Linked DNA regions of Homo sapiens: all the other regions are linked to region 1. Evidence: chromatin contacts called from ENCODE Hi-C or POLR2A ChIA-PET data. All regions are on one chromosome and are shown on one strand. Each heading gives the region's core, a stretch centred on a gene start or an enhancer-like site at or near the end of the contact. The rest is flanking DNA. Distances are from core to core; before and after follow the strand shown. Region 1 holds the start of TMEM177 (transmembrane protein 177). Region 2 holds the start of THORLNC (testis associated oncogenic lncRNA). Region 3 holds the start of CLASP1 (cytoplasmic linker associated protein 1). Region 4 holds the start of CLASP1-AS1 (CLASP1 antisense RNA 1).

Region 1 (3,061 bases), core at 244-2,743:
TTACAGGCGTAAGCCACCGCGCCCAGCCCAAGGTGTCTTTTTTACAGTTAGTTTATTTGGTTCAGGATCCCAATAAAAGTCACATATTGCATTTAACTGCAATGACTCTCAAGTCTCTTTTCTTTTGAGTCCCCCTCCTTCCCTGTTTATGCCATTGATTTGTTGGATAAACCACGTCATTTGCCCTGTAGAATGTCCCACATTCTGGCTTTGGCTGAGGTCACATTGCACTATTTACATACAAACAACTGAGCAGCCAAAATTGGGGGGGGGGGCTCAGAAACAGAACAGACTTTAATAATAATAGCTAATGGCTAGGCGGCACAAACCGTGAGGCACAGGTTACATATACACCAACTCATTTTATCACACAGCTAGTAAGGGGTGGAGCCCGGCTTTAACCCTAGGCAGTCTGTTTTCACCCTCTGTAAAGGATTGGGCATGGCTGTGTTCCAAGAAAACTTTATTTACAAAAGCAGGTGGAGAGCTGGATTTGGTGCACAGATTAGATGATCCCTCATCTACCTCACAGAGCAGCTGGAAAGGAGAAATGACAGATGGCACGCTGCTCTGTGGACTGTACAGTGTGAAGCACCTGGGAGGAGCTTGGGGGGCAGCGAACATGGTAATAAACATAAAGCTCAGAGCTCCCCGCCAAGGGTGAGCGCTTCCAGACGGAGAAGTACACGGGCCGGCCAGTCAGATGGGCATGGGTTCTGATGGGGGCCCTGCCATAGGCCGCCTGGTGACCCACGCGGGGCTGCCGTTCCTTCGGGGGTTCAACGGCATGATCAAAGACACCGGGATGTGTGTGTGTGTGTGTGTGTGTGTGTGTGATGATCAAAGACACCGGGGTGGGTGTGTGTGTGTGTGTGTGTCATGATCAAAGACACCAGGGTATGTGTGTGTGTGTGTGTGTGTGTGGCATGATCAAAGACACCGGGGTGTGTGTGTGTGTGTGTGTGGCATGATCAAAGACACCGGGGTGTGTGTGTGTGTGTGTGTGTGTGACGGAGTCTCGCTCTGTCGCCCAGGTTGGAGTGCAGTGGCGTATTCTCGGCTCACTGCAACCTCTGCCTCCCAGGTTCAAGCGATTCTCCTGCCTCAGCCTCCCCAGCAGCTGGGGACTACAGGCGTGCGCCACCACGCCCAGCTAATTTTTGTATTAATCAAAGACGCATTTCAACGCAGAGGAGGAAGTGCTAGCGGACCCACCCCAAGGTGCACAGTTAGAGAAGGAGCCTCTGCGGCGGCCGGAGCCCCCCACGGACATCCCCTTGAGGCCCCCCCAGCCACACCCCCAAGAGTCCCGCCCCCAGACCCGTCGAGCGAGCTCCCCTCCCTGAAATCCTCGCCCCGAGATCTCCGGCCGGCGAGCTCCGCCCCCTGAAGTCCCCATCCCAAGATCCGGGGCCGGCGAGCTCCGCCTCCCGAAGTCCCCGCCCCCAGATCCCCGGCCGGCGTGCTTTGCGGCCGCCCTGCCGCGCGCACATGTAGGCGTTCCGAGCGGCGGCGGAGGTGAGCGCACGGACGAGCGGGAGGGACCCTTCTCCGGCCTGATGCGACCCGGTAACGCGTTCAGACTGCGGAGTAGCCTAGGGGCCCAGAGTGGAAGCGTAGCGAGGACCCCTCTGCGGGGCTCCTGCAGCCCCTCCTCCCCCAGCCACCGGCGGGCTGCATGGTACTGTGTTCTAGGCCCACCCCGCAGCGCGATGGCCCTAGGGACGTTGGACTTTGGTCCAGACCTTTCCTTTCTTAGCCTCACTTTCCGCATTGGGAAAAAAAAAAAGCCCGAATGATAATGATTCTTATAGGAGTTCTTGATTAAGATAGGCCAAGCGGTACCCTGCGTTTTTGTTTGCGGCAACTCATTCGTTGCTCATTAAGCACTTTTCACGGACAGGAATACAGTAAGTTTCAATCAAAGTGAAATAATTGTGAATTTTTACTGACGTATTCACGGATGAAGTGATAGGATGCCCGGGGATGTTTCAAAATAAACCAGTTGGACGGAAGTGTGGTGGAAAGAGAAATCAAACAAGATTGGCCATGAGTTGATGGGATTGAAGTTGATGGATGTACTATTTTGTCTACTTTGGTATATGCTTGTAATTTGGCATAACAAGTTTTCTAAAACAAAAAGTTTGCTGTGGACACCTGACTATGCCTGTGTTAGCTTGCTAGAGCTGCCATGCCGAAGTACCGGAGACTGGGTGGCCCAACCAGCAGAAATTTGTCCTCTGGGAGTTATGGAGGCTGGAAGTTCAAGACCAGGGTGTTAACAGGGTTGGTGTCTTCTGAGACCTCCCTTCTTGGCTTGTAGGTGGTAGCCTTTTCCCTGGATCCTCACATGATCTTCCTGCTGTGCCTGTTTGCATCCTAATCTCTTCTTATAAGTACACCAGTCAAATTGGATTAGGATCCATACTGATGGCCTCATTTTATCTTAATTATCTCCTTAAAGACCCTGTCTCCAAATACAGCCACAGTCTGAGGTACTGGGGGTTAGGACTTAAATATATGAACTGGGGAGGAGGAGGAGACACAGTGCAGCCCATAACACTGTCACTTCACTAGCTTAGGATTTTGGCCATTTAAGTTTTCACAGCTTTGAAATAGGGTTAGCTGTAGTAATTAGGTCATGGGGTTGTGAGGGTTCAATCGGTAAGAGTGCTCAGAACTGAGTCTAGCATATAGTAAGCACTCAATAAATTGAACACGTTTTTCCTTATAAATTAGTAATCATAGGGCTTTACCATGGGATGAGTGGAATGAGGCAGTTGGAGTGCCGTGCCCAGCGATGGGAATAAAAGTCATTACAGCCATTATTATAAGGAATATCTGCTGCTGTGCCAGACACTAAATGTTTTATGTATGTTTATTCATGTGCTCATCACCGCCACCCTAGAGGTGGGCCATTACGACACACCTGTTTGGCACATGGGGAAATTGACGCACAGAGACGGAGCTGGGATTTGAACACAGGCACTCTGGCTCTAGAGCCCACACTCTTCACCACTATGCTGTGTTACTTTGGTTTAAAAAGGTGGTGTGGACCCTG
Region 2 (3,123 bases), core at 30-2,529, 1.5 Mb before region 1:
TTAACGCTATTTCATGTTGGGGCGTCAGTGGTCGGTACACTTGCCTGACTGTATTTATCTACCAAAACCTGTAAGTGTGTGTCTCTAGCTAAACAAGTGTATATATTGGTATTCATATACAAAGGCGCTGCAGGACAGGAGGAGCCCAGCTTTGTGGACGGCCCAGCTGTGCAACCTGCCCCCAGATGTGAGCCTGCAGGCGGCAGATTCCGCTTAGATTATCTTGCTTACCTAATGATGTTTGCTTCACTGCCTTGCTCGATTGTGTTCACCAGGACGGCAGGCTATTAAAATGTCAAGGCACATTGAATTGTTGTTATCCGGGAGAGAGACCTTTCCAATCAACCTGTGTTGTGGGGGTTGCAAAAACTCCCTCCGAGAAAGCGATTGGAGAGAGGCTTTATGGCTTTTTTACATAGATGGGGGTGAGCGGGGAGGTTGAGAGAGGGCACGGCGGGGGAGGGGGGAGGAGGGGGCGGGGGGAGAGGTGGGGCAGGAGCCCGGGTTTATGGCAGCCGGAGTGTGCTAATTAAAATGCCATCTTCTCAAACAGGTATTGGTGGCTTCTTGCTTTTCCATTTATGGATAACTGCAATATGGCCTTGCCGTTTGGTTTAAAAAAGGGAGAGGGGGAGGTGACTCACAGCGGGCAGTGGCAGTGGGAGCTGCAGTGCTGAGGATCTGGGTGGGGTATAAGGAGCGATTGTAAGGCAGAAACACCAAGGAGTTATATCCCTGATGTATTGGCAGGAAGGGCTAGAGAAAGAAACAAAAACAAAGACTTCCTTGGCCCTGCGCCTGTCCAGGCTCTGCTAAGAGCCACGTTCCCTGCATACAGACGTCGGCGGGCCTTTCTGGGTGACAGTGCTGAGCCGCGGCTGCAGTGTCACCAAGCGGCACCTCGGCCCCGGCCCCGCCCGCGCCAGCTGGGACAGTCTGGAGACCTTCTTTTCATGCCGTCAAGTCTCATTTTGCCAAGGATTTATTTTTCTTCGGGGAGAGAGGGAGAGCGGGGGCAAAGGATGTTCTCTTAAAGTATCCAGCGATCAGAGCCGCTGAAGCCTCCAACCAGAAACTCAAACTTCCCTGGATTGACTTTTCCCCCTTTGTTCACATCATCTCACAAATATTTGGCTTTCCCCGGCCACGTCTGTTCTATTTCTGCTCCGGAGAGATGGCTTTGTTTTTGCTTTCGTGCGGTTCTGCGAGGCGCTCCACGATCCCGCCCCCTGGCATGGCAGCACCTACCGGCGGCGCGAACTCGGCTGCTGTGGGCTGCTGCGCGCTCTCGCCTTTGTCAGTTTCATCAGCCGGCGTTTCAGCTGCGCGCGCGCATGCGCCTGCCCACCCCTCCGCCAGTTCCGGGCTTGCGTCCCCGCCAGGCTCCCGCGCCCGTGGTTCTCAAGTTTCCCGCCCTTCTAGCCCGCGCTACACCCTTCCCAGCTCGCCACTTTATTTTCTCGTTGTTGGCGCAGCCCGTTCTTCCGGCCTAAACCAAATCTCATTTTCGTTCCTCGCCTCCTCCCTCCTTCTCGTGACTGGATTTTGGCAGAGTATCTCTGTGGGGCTACCCCAGATCCCTCAGCCTTGGATCCTTCCATGGGCCATGCTCCTGGAGTGTCACTGGCCAGCGAGACTTGCTTTGGTCTGTTTTCCCCATCTTTTATCTGAAGACTTCTACCCCCACAGCCGCAGCACGCAGTCCGGCGCCGCTTGGGAAGCTTTGGACGGGATGCTCCCTCCTTCTGCTTCCCTAGTAGGGGTGAGGGCCGCATATTTGAGTTCCCAGGCCACTTTTCTCTCCCCTATAGCTTTAAAATGCTTCCTTGAAAGTGTCCGTTTACTTGTCTTGAATTAAATTGGTTTATTTATTTAATCAACACATATTTATTGAGAATCTACTATATTTAAGTATTAACCTGTTGTTAAATGTTGGGGATATACTGGGAAGAAAAACAGACACCTCTCAGCCTCCCATGGCCTATAAGAGATTTTCTCTGGGTCGAGGACCATGCAGTATTTGTTTCTGTAACCTGGAACATATAGATGCTCAATAAGTTTCAAATGGACGAAGGAAAGAAACAAATTCTCTCCCTGCCCTGAGCCACCCCCCATTTTCTATGTGCTGTATCATAATGCCGAAACACAAGCTCACTGTGATAACGTTGGTAGATTTTTCTCAAATTCCTGTATTTTCATTTTCTCCCCCTCTCCTGCTGAAGGTCTTCAGAGCCACCAGGTGGCTTTGGTCCAGTTCTAGCACTCCATTTTATTAAGGCACAGATAGGACAGCGTCAAATATCAAGTGGTTAATTGGTGATGGAGCCCAGAACAGATTTGACCTTGGGCCTCCACAGTCCTAGTCCGTGGCTCCGTAAATGACACATAGACTTGCATGTCCTTGTCTCCTGTGCCTGTCACATGTCCCCCAGCCAGAATGTCAAGAAAATGTTAAAGCAGGCTGGTACCTAGTTTCCATTAAATTCTCTTCTAGGTTCTTCCTGGACTCTCTCTGGCACTGCTTAAGAGGGAGATTAACTTAATGGATATTAAGACATGATTTCCTTTCTTAGCTTCCCCTTAGCCCCTACCCTTGCCCTCAATTAACTGTATGCAGCACAGTAGGCTCAGCTCTATCTTAATTGGATTTTCTGACAATCACCAGTAACTTGGAGCTGAGTGCTGTGCCCATCACCTGGGTCAGTTTATTTCCATGATTAGATTTATTTAATCAACATAACCCCCATGTACCTGGGCTGAGAGGGACAGATAGCTGCCCAAATGTTCCCTGGACATTGTGCTAATGGCAGACTTGATTTCATGCCAGCAACCTTAGCCTCAGCCAGAGCTGGCATTTGAAATCGTCACTGTGGTGGTGAGGCCATGGCTTCGGGGCTCCAGGGGGTGCTGCAGTGATCCAATAGCCTGACACAGGGGGAAGACGAAGAGGGGCATTGGAGGGACTGAGTCACCAGCAGCAAAGGACAGCTCTGCCTCTCCTGTGGTACACTGGGGGCAGCGTGGATTCCATCATATATCAGCTGGGTCTTTTGGCTTCCATCTAAGTTCCTTATCTGTAAAATGGGAATAGTAATGATCACAAGATTGCTATAAGGACTCAAT
Region 3 (3,040 bases), core at 159-2,658, 2.0 Mb after region 1:
AATATTCAATACTCTGAGGCACTGTGCTACTTTTTATCTATATGGTCGCAACATCAATGTTGCTATTCTCCCAATCCCTTGATGAGCAAACGGAGCCAATATCCAGGATCCCTCATATCGAGAGGTCAGTTACCGTCGTAAATAATCGTAGTAATAAAAACAATTTCTAATGCCAGAATTGAAAACGGACTGTGGCACCCAAATAGGGTCCAAGGTACATGGCGGCATGAAACTATTTCTCGCTTCTGACTCTTCTGCATCACGGTCTCCCAAAGGACTAGAGAATCTGAAGCTCTCATTGCCACATCTACAAATGAAAGTATCATGTTTAAAGAGCTCACAGGTTCTACGAATGGTCAGTATTTAATGAACGCACCCCACTACACAGAAACTCACCCAGCTGCAAACTCAGCTGCAAACTCACCACAGCGTGCTTTCAGACTCCACATTAATTTTTTTTAATTTTAGAAGCAAACAACTATTTTAAAAATATTATGTAATAATTTAAACTCTGGAAAGCCCCATACTCATCCCAGCAGCTCGGAAAACGGAAAGCAAAATTCGATTAGCTCCATTGTACCTAGCCAGGCTAACGTGCAAGATCACACACTCATCTTCGTCAGAGCGTCTCTGCCAATACCAAAGAACAACAAAGGCAAGTTGAGAAGTCTGCACAGGCTTAACTCAGCACTTGTTCGCTTTCCCAGCTTCAGAAAGAAGCTCTTCGAAGGCCCCGGGAACCAAGGGGACCTTGTGCATCCCATCAAGCCGGCCGCTCCGCTCGGCGCCGCTCGCGCAGCTTTTGTCTGGCCCGGTTGGGAGCCCAGGACGGGAGCCCGGGCCGCCCGCCTCCCGGCACCCCTTCTCTCTGGATCTTTCTTCACACCCATCACTCGCCAATGACTAGTTGTTGTGGGTTTCTCTCCCTCGCCCCCTCCCTTCCTTTCAAACGCGCCCCGGGCTCGCTGGCTTCTCCCACCCGGCAGGGGAGACTCGGGTTAGGAAGGGGGCCCGGGTGGGGTCTGGAAAAGGGAAACAGAGAGGGGCACACAAAGCCCGACTGACCCCAGGGCCGATCCCCTCCCTCTGCAAAGCAGCCTGGGCTCAGCGACCTACTGGTTGGATAAACAACCCTCGCATCCCGCTCCTCGCCAGGCTCCCACCTCAGGGCCGCCCCATCCCCCCAAAGTGCACCCAAGAGCCGATGACAGCGCTGGACATCGCCCCCACCCAGACCCGGCGCCCGCCACTGCGCGGGAGGGGCCAGGGCCGCGAGAGGGCTCGGGTCTGACCCTCCGCCCCCTGACCGGGTACTTACAGCCCTGTTTTTCGTTACTGTTGCCGCTGCGGACCAGAGAGCCGCCGCCTTCTCCTCCACCCCAATGAGGTTAAGCGCTTGGTGCGGGGATTAAAAAAAAAAAAAAAGAAAAAAAAAAAAAAGACCGAGAGAGCGAGAGAGACGCCGAGGGCGCCTGCGCAGTGCGGTCACCCTTTTTCTTCTTACCGCCACCAACCCGGGTACACCATAGAGAGCGTAAACCGAGACCAGAGAGGCGGCTGCCTCTCTATGGTAACGCCCCGCGCAGGCGCTGGCCTGGCCGTGTTAGGCTTCGCTGGCGTAAAGTCCCCGGGAGCTTTGCCCCTCACGGAGAACGTTAGTTGACCCTGATGGGGACCCGTAGGGTAAAGGTTTTGTTTTTGTTTTTTTTTACGGAAAAGGTTGTGGTTAGGCCCCTTGGAAAGTTGCGACAAAACTCGAGTTAGACAAGGAAGGTCGGAACTAAGTGGCCACAGCAACAATGCACCAGCAAGCAGGGAGCGTGATAGGAAGAGCTAAAGAGGAATCGGGAAACCCTGGGTAAAAGTCGTCCAAGTGGAACTTCCTTTGGTCGGGGGTCTGATACTCGAAGGAAACGGTCTTTCACTTCTGGGTTAGGGCGTCCGCCCAGAGGGCGACTGCAATGAAGGAAATTGTGCCCTGCGACTTCCCGTAACAGAGCTGTGTGTCCACGCTCCCTTTTCCGAGCAGGCGCGGACGCTTGTGCCGGAAGTAAACTTGTTAACGGTTCTTTGCCTTTTGGGGAGGGGAGACAGCCCAGAGAAGGCTTTGGAGACCCTTGAGTCGGCCAGCGAGCAGGGTTTCTTACTTGAGCGCCTCCACAAATAAACGCTCCTTCGCTCCTCCGTCGCGTGCGTTTCCCTGGGATAATAAGTGGGAAAGTGGTGGCTTTTATTTTTTTGAGACAGGGTCTCACCGCCGTCGCCCAGGCCGGATGGAGTGCAGTGGCGCGATCACGGCTCACTGCAGCCTCGACTTCCCAGGCTCAGGTGATCCTCCTGCCTTAGCCTCCCGAGTAGCTGGAATTACAGGCGTGCACCACCCCCCCCCAACTACTTTTTGTATTTTTTTGTAGAGATGGGTTTCACCATGTTTCCCAGCCTTGTCTCAAACTCCTGACCTCAAGTGATCCGCCGTCTTGGGTCTTCGAAAGTGCTGGGACAGCAGGAGTGAGCCACCGCATCTGGCCCGGAAAGTGTTTTGGAGCGTAGAAAAATGCAAATTATAGGGCTGCCTTCAAGGATCCCGAAGGACCCACAGATTTGCCGCATCAGGCTCCTATGCACGCCGGTAATTTGATGTGTTGAGATGCACTGCCCAGTGCGTTGTTTTTACTGGAGGAGCTTGTGTGCGGAGCTCCTTGCTAGTGTATGTGTTGGGATGGGAGAGAAGTGCGGGAGAACTATGAGATAATGCCCCCTGATCCTCAGGGTCTTAGGAGGTATGGTCGGAGAGGCTAAGCTAAAGTATGAAAGCCGTGTGTAGGCCCTTCTGTGTAGTGCAGAAAAGGTAGAGGTATGTGATTTGAAAGAGTAGGGATGACATGGAGGATGCGACTCCTGGTTGGATCTATAAACTAATGTCTTTGGAACGAAAGCACATGCAACCTTTTGAAAATGGATGGGTGATAATGAAAGACCATTCCAGAGAAGAAACACCATGGTGCAAAGGCTCAAGAGGCATACTGGAAGTACAATGAAG
Region 4 (3,007 bases), core at 258-2,757, 1.9 Mb after region 1:
CATCTCTTGCCCCTACCTGGGGATTAGCAGCTTGATCCATGATCTTTAGCAGCAGAGTTTGGTCCTGCTCCCTCACAGAGTCTTTAGCATCTCCTAGTCTGTCTATTAGACTTGGCAGCACTGAAAATCAAAATGGAAACTGATCAAATGAAACCCTATTTGGGGGTCTGTGGTCACCAAGTATTCCTATCTCAATTATGTGGGAAGACAAACCCCTGACCTAAATGATGTATCTCATTCTAAAACCACTCATCTTTGCTCACAGCTCTACTCTCCTTGCTGAAGTCCATGAAAGTCACCAAAAGAGTCTGCAAAATCCTTTGCATGGACAGATACACTATTTGTCTTCCTCCTTACCCCACGTTCCTCCAGCCAGTTCCCAACGTATTTGTAAGCTGATAAAAATGGAAGACCTTGAGAGGAAGAGTCAACAGAAAGGAAAATTTAGGTAAAACACAAGGAGAGGGGCTCCAGTATATGTGTTTGGGGGTGGAAGGAGTGGGCACTTATGAATAAATCTTAAGTTTCATCACTATTGTGTATTTTTAGTTTTACATCACGCCCATACACACATGAGACAGAGCCCAGCTCTCCATCTTCCCCGACATACCCAGGGTGGACCCTCCCACCAGTGGTCCAAGTGCACCTGTAGACCAGAGATCAGCTTATTTTAAGAGTTTGTAAACCTCTATTACATGAGATATCCCTGAATAATTCAGCTAATTTAGGAGGAAAATGGAACACTATTAAAATATCAAATGTCTAAAAGTAAAAGCTTTTTTTAAATTTGTAAACAGTCGGTGCTCATGACCTTTTCAGAAGGAGCATATTGGTCGGAAAGTTAACAGTAAAGAATACATGTGTACCAACGTAAAACAGAGAAATTCCATAAGGAAATGGTTGCATAGAGATGCTTAGTGTTTATACTACCCCCATGAAACACCGGAGGTCAGGAATTTAGAGGTATTTAAATCTATGAAATCTGTGGGTTTTGTTTCATTTTGCTGACATACTGTTTTCCCTTCAAAATAAGAGTGAACATTTACTATACATTTGTAATGACATTTACAATCAAGGTGAAAATAGTCATGCCAACCATAATCATCTGGAGAAAAATACAACTGGCTTGGTTTTATAGGATTTCTCAAGGAAAACTGCCTCTCATTAAAGGGGACCGGGGTCAGGGTAAAATATGACTTGGTTGGCACTAAAGAGTGACAGCTAATTTAGCATAAGAAATAAAAATGGCACTAATATTTCATATTAGAACACGTATTACTAAGTTCCGTGTGAGAACACAGTGAAGCCAGTACAAAGGTATGGGGGAGGGTAAGGGCGCCCGCAGGCCCAGAGGCCAGGGGAGTCCAGCTGGAAGGGAAGGCAGCGGGGCGGCCGACCCAGGCTGCGAGTGCTTAGGGGGGCTGCGGGGGAGGGCGGGGACTGGCTGTTTGGGAGGAGCGGAAGGGAGGGAGAGGGGGCTGGAGGGGAGGCAGGGTGGCTGCCGGGAGGGTTTGGGAGCCGGGGAGGCCGAGGGAAGGCTGGGGGTCTGAAGGGGCCGGGTCCGCTCCACAAGTGCCGCAGCTCACCTGTGCCGATCTGCGCCTTGAACCGATCCTGCAGCCGGGTCACCAGGGCGGACAGGATGTCCATGCCCAGCAGAACCACCTGCAGCGGGAAACACCGGGAGCCTGTTAGCAGCCGGCCTGCGGGGCAGCGCTCCCGCCCACCCGCTCCGGGGAGGCCTAGACATTTCCGGCCCAGACGCAGTCCGAGAGTCCAGACGCATGCCGACTGGAGGACCAAAGAGATTAGCACGAAGAAGGATGATCTTCCACAAAAAGAGCTATGTACAGCTATAATGGAAAATACTCGGTGAGGAGAAACGAAATAAAAGGCAATACAGCGTAGCCAAACCCGGGTTAGCTGCGGGTGGAGTTCAAGAGCGCGCCGCGGTCCCGCCCCCGCCAGCCCCGCCCCGGCGAGAAAAGCGTATGCAAATTTTCGAGCGGCCGACGCGCGGTCTTCTGGGTAAAACCGAGCCGCCGCTTTTGCGACCCTTCGGGAGCCTCAGAAAACAAAGAATTGGGGTGTCGTCGAAAGCTGTGGAGGCTGGAGGTAAGCTAGCTACCAGACCGACTAGGGCGAGGCTCACGAATTAATTACCACAACCCTACCAGGTATTGGCGCTTCCTGCTTGCAGCCCAGGGACTTTCTATTATAACCATCCTTTTCTTGGGGTTGCGCTACTGTCCAATGAGCGCATAGTGAGGGCAGTACTGCTAACGCCTGAACAACACACCCGCATCAACTAGAGCTTTTGCTTTATTTTGGTGCAATTTTTGGAAAAATGAAAACCTGTTTTCATAGACTTATCAGTTCAAACAGCAGTAATTCGTAAATAAACTAGTACTTTGTGGTTAAACCAGTAGAGGGTGCACAAGACGCGTGGTTTTAGTGTCGCAAGTAAAGTTCTTTCAGTTTTTGCGGTGATTAAACGGGAAGGATTTCAACAGAACTTCACCCCTTTAACTTTACGCCGATCATCAACTGTTCTGTAACTTCCTTATGCTGAGTCAGCCCAGTAGTCTAGGTCAAGTTTCAATAGGAGACGAAGTTTCAGTAGGTCTTTGCACCTCACATAAAATGTAATCCAGGTCGGGCGCGGTGGCTCACGCCTGCAATCCCAGCACTTTGGGAGGCCGAGGGGGGCGGATCACGAGGTCAGGAGATCGAGACCATCCTGGCTAACACAGTGAAACTCCGTCTCTCCTAAAAATACAAAAAATTAGCCGGGCGAGGTGGCCGGCGCCTGTAGTCCCAGCTGCTCGGGAGGCTGAGGCAGGAGAATGGCGTGAATCCGGGGGGGTGGAGCCTGCAGTGAGCAGAGATCGCGCCACTGCACTCCAGCCTGGGCGACAGCGAGACTCCATCTCAAAAAAAAAAAAAAAATAGTAATCCCAGCACTTGGGGAGGCCGAGGCGGGCGGATCAGGAGCTCAGGAGATAGA

What was found. A loop is a pair of places that touch in the nucleus more often than their neighbours do. ChIA-PET counts read pairs that join two places held with the same protein, here RNA polymerase II (POLR2A). Pooled maps may share reads with other maps.
Region 2: a loop to region 1 is called in a map of naive thymus-derived CD4-positive, alpha-beta T cell, with 7 times the contacts of the local background. The contact joins the promoter of THORLNC here to the promoter of TMEM177 in region 1. A Hi-C loop is called at or near these places in 1 of 168 maps with a recorded cell type or tissue (naive thymus-derived CD4-positive, alpha-beta T cell) and 7 of 50 pooled maps. POLR2A ChIA-PET finds 5 or more read pairs at or near these places in 1 of 52 experiments (HEK293).
Region 3: a loop to region 1 is called in a pooled map, with 21 times the contacts of the local background. The contact joins the promoter of CLASP1 here to the promoter of TMEM177 in region 1. A Hi-C loop is called at or near these places in 7 of 50 pooled maps. POLR2A ChIA-PET finds 5 or more read pairs at or near these places in 2 of 52 experiments (CD4-positive, alpha-beta memory T cell and naive thymus-derived CD4-positive, alpha-beta T cell).
Region 4: a map of CD8-positive, alpha-beta T cell shows a loop between it and region 1 (10-fold over the local background). The contact joins the promoter of CLASP1-AS1 here to the promoter of TMEM177 in region 1. A Hi-C loop is called at or near these places in 3 of 168 maps with a recorded cell type or tissue (CD8-positive, alpha-beta T cell and naive thymus-derived CD4-positive, alpha-beta T cell) and 7 of 50 pooled maps. POLR2A ChIA-PET finds 5 or more read pairs at or near these places in 2 of 52 experiments (CD4-positive, alpha-beta memory T cell and activated CD4-positive, alpha-beta T cell).

The regions. Positions count from the first base shown.
Region 1 is chr2:119,677,708-119,680,768 of GRCh38, forward strand. It overlaps TMEM177 (transmembrane protein 177), which reads left to right and starts at 1,494. Exons shown (of 2, transcript NM_030577.3): 1 at 1,494-1,569. RefSeq lists a silencer at 1,341-1,570.
Region 2 is chr2:118,185,107-118,188,229 of GRCh38, forward strand. THORLNC (testis associated oncogenic lncRNA) reads right to left here and starts at 1,280. Exons shown (of 3, transcript NR_144530.1): 1 at 1,125-1,280; 2 at 232-284. LOC105373578 (a long non-coding RNA gene) reads right to left here. Exons shown (of 5, transcript XR_923249.3): 5 at 2,867-3,074. RefSeq lists enhancers at 1,265-1,444, 1,585-1,634.
Region 3 is chr2:121,648,054-121,651,093 of GRCh38, forward strand. It overlaps CLASP1 (cytoplasmic linker associated protein 1), which reads right to left and starts at 1,409. Exons shown (of 41, transcript NM_001395891.1): 1 at 1,319-1,409. It overlaps NIFK-AS1 (NIFK antisense RNA 1), which reads left to right and starts at 1,601. Exons shown (of 4, transcript NR_037857.1): 1 at 1,601-2,328; 2 at 2,415-2,629. RefSeq lists enhancers at 363-991, 992-1,618, 1,650-1,919.
Region 4 is chr2:121,528,661-121,531,667 of GRCh38, forward strand. CLASP1-AS1 (CLASP1 antisense RNA 1) reads left to right here and starts at 1,508. Exons shown (of 2, transcript XR_001739683.2): 1 at 1,508-2,115. It overlaps CLASP1 (cytoplasmic linker associated protein 1), which reads right to left. Exons shown (of 41, transcript NM_001395891.1): 3 at 1,587-1,665; 4 at 17-120. RNU4ATAC (RNA, U4atac small nuclear) reads left to right here and starts at 2,220; the gene lies at 2,220-2,349. RefSeq lists a silencer at 1,378-1,577 and an enhancer at 1,768-1,897.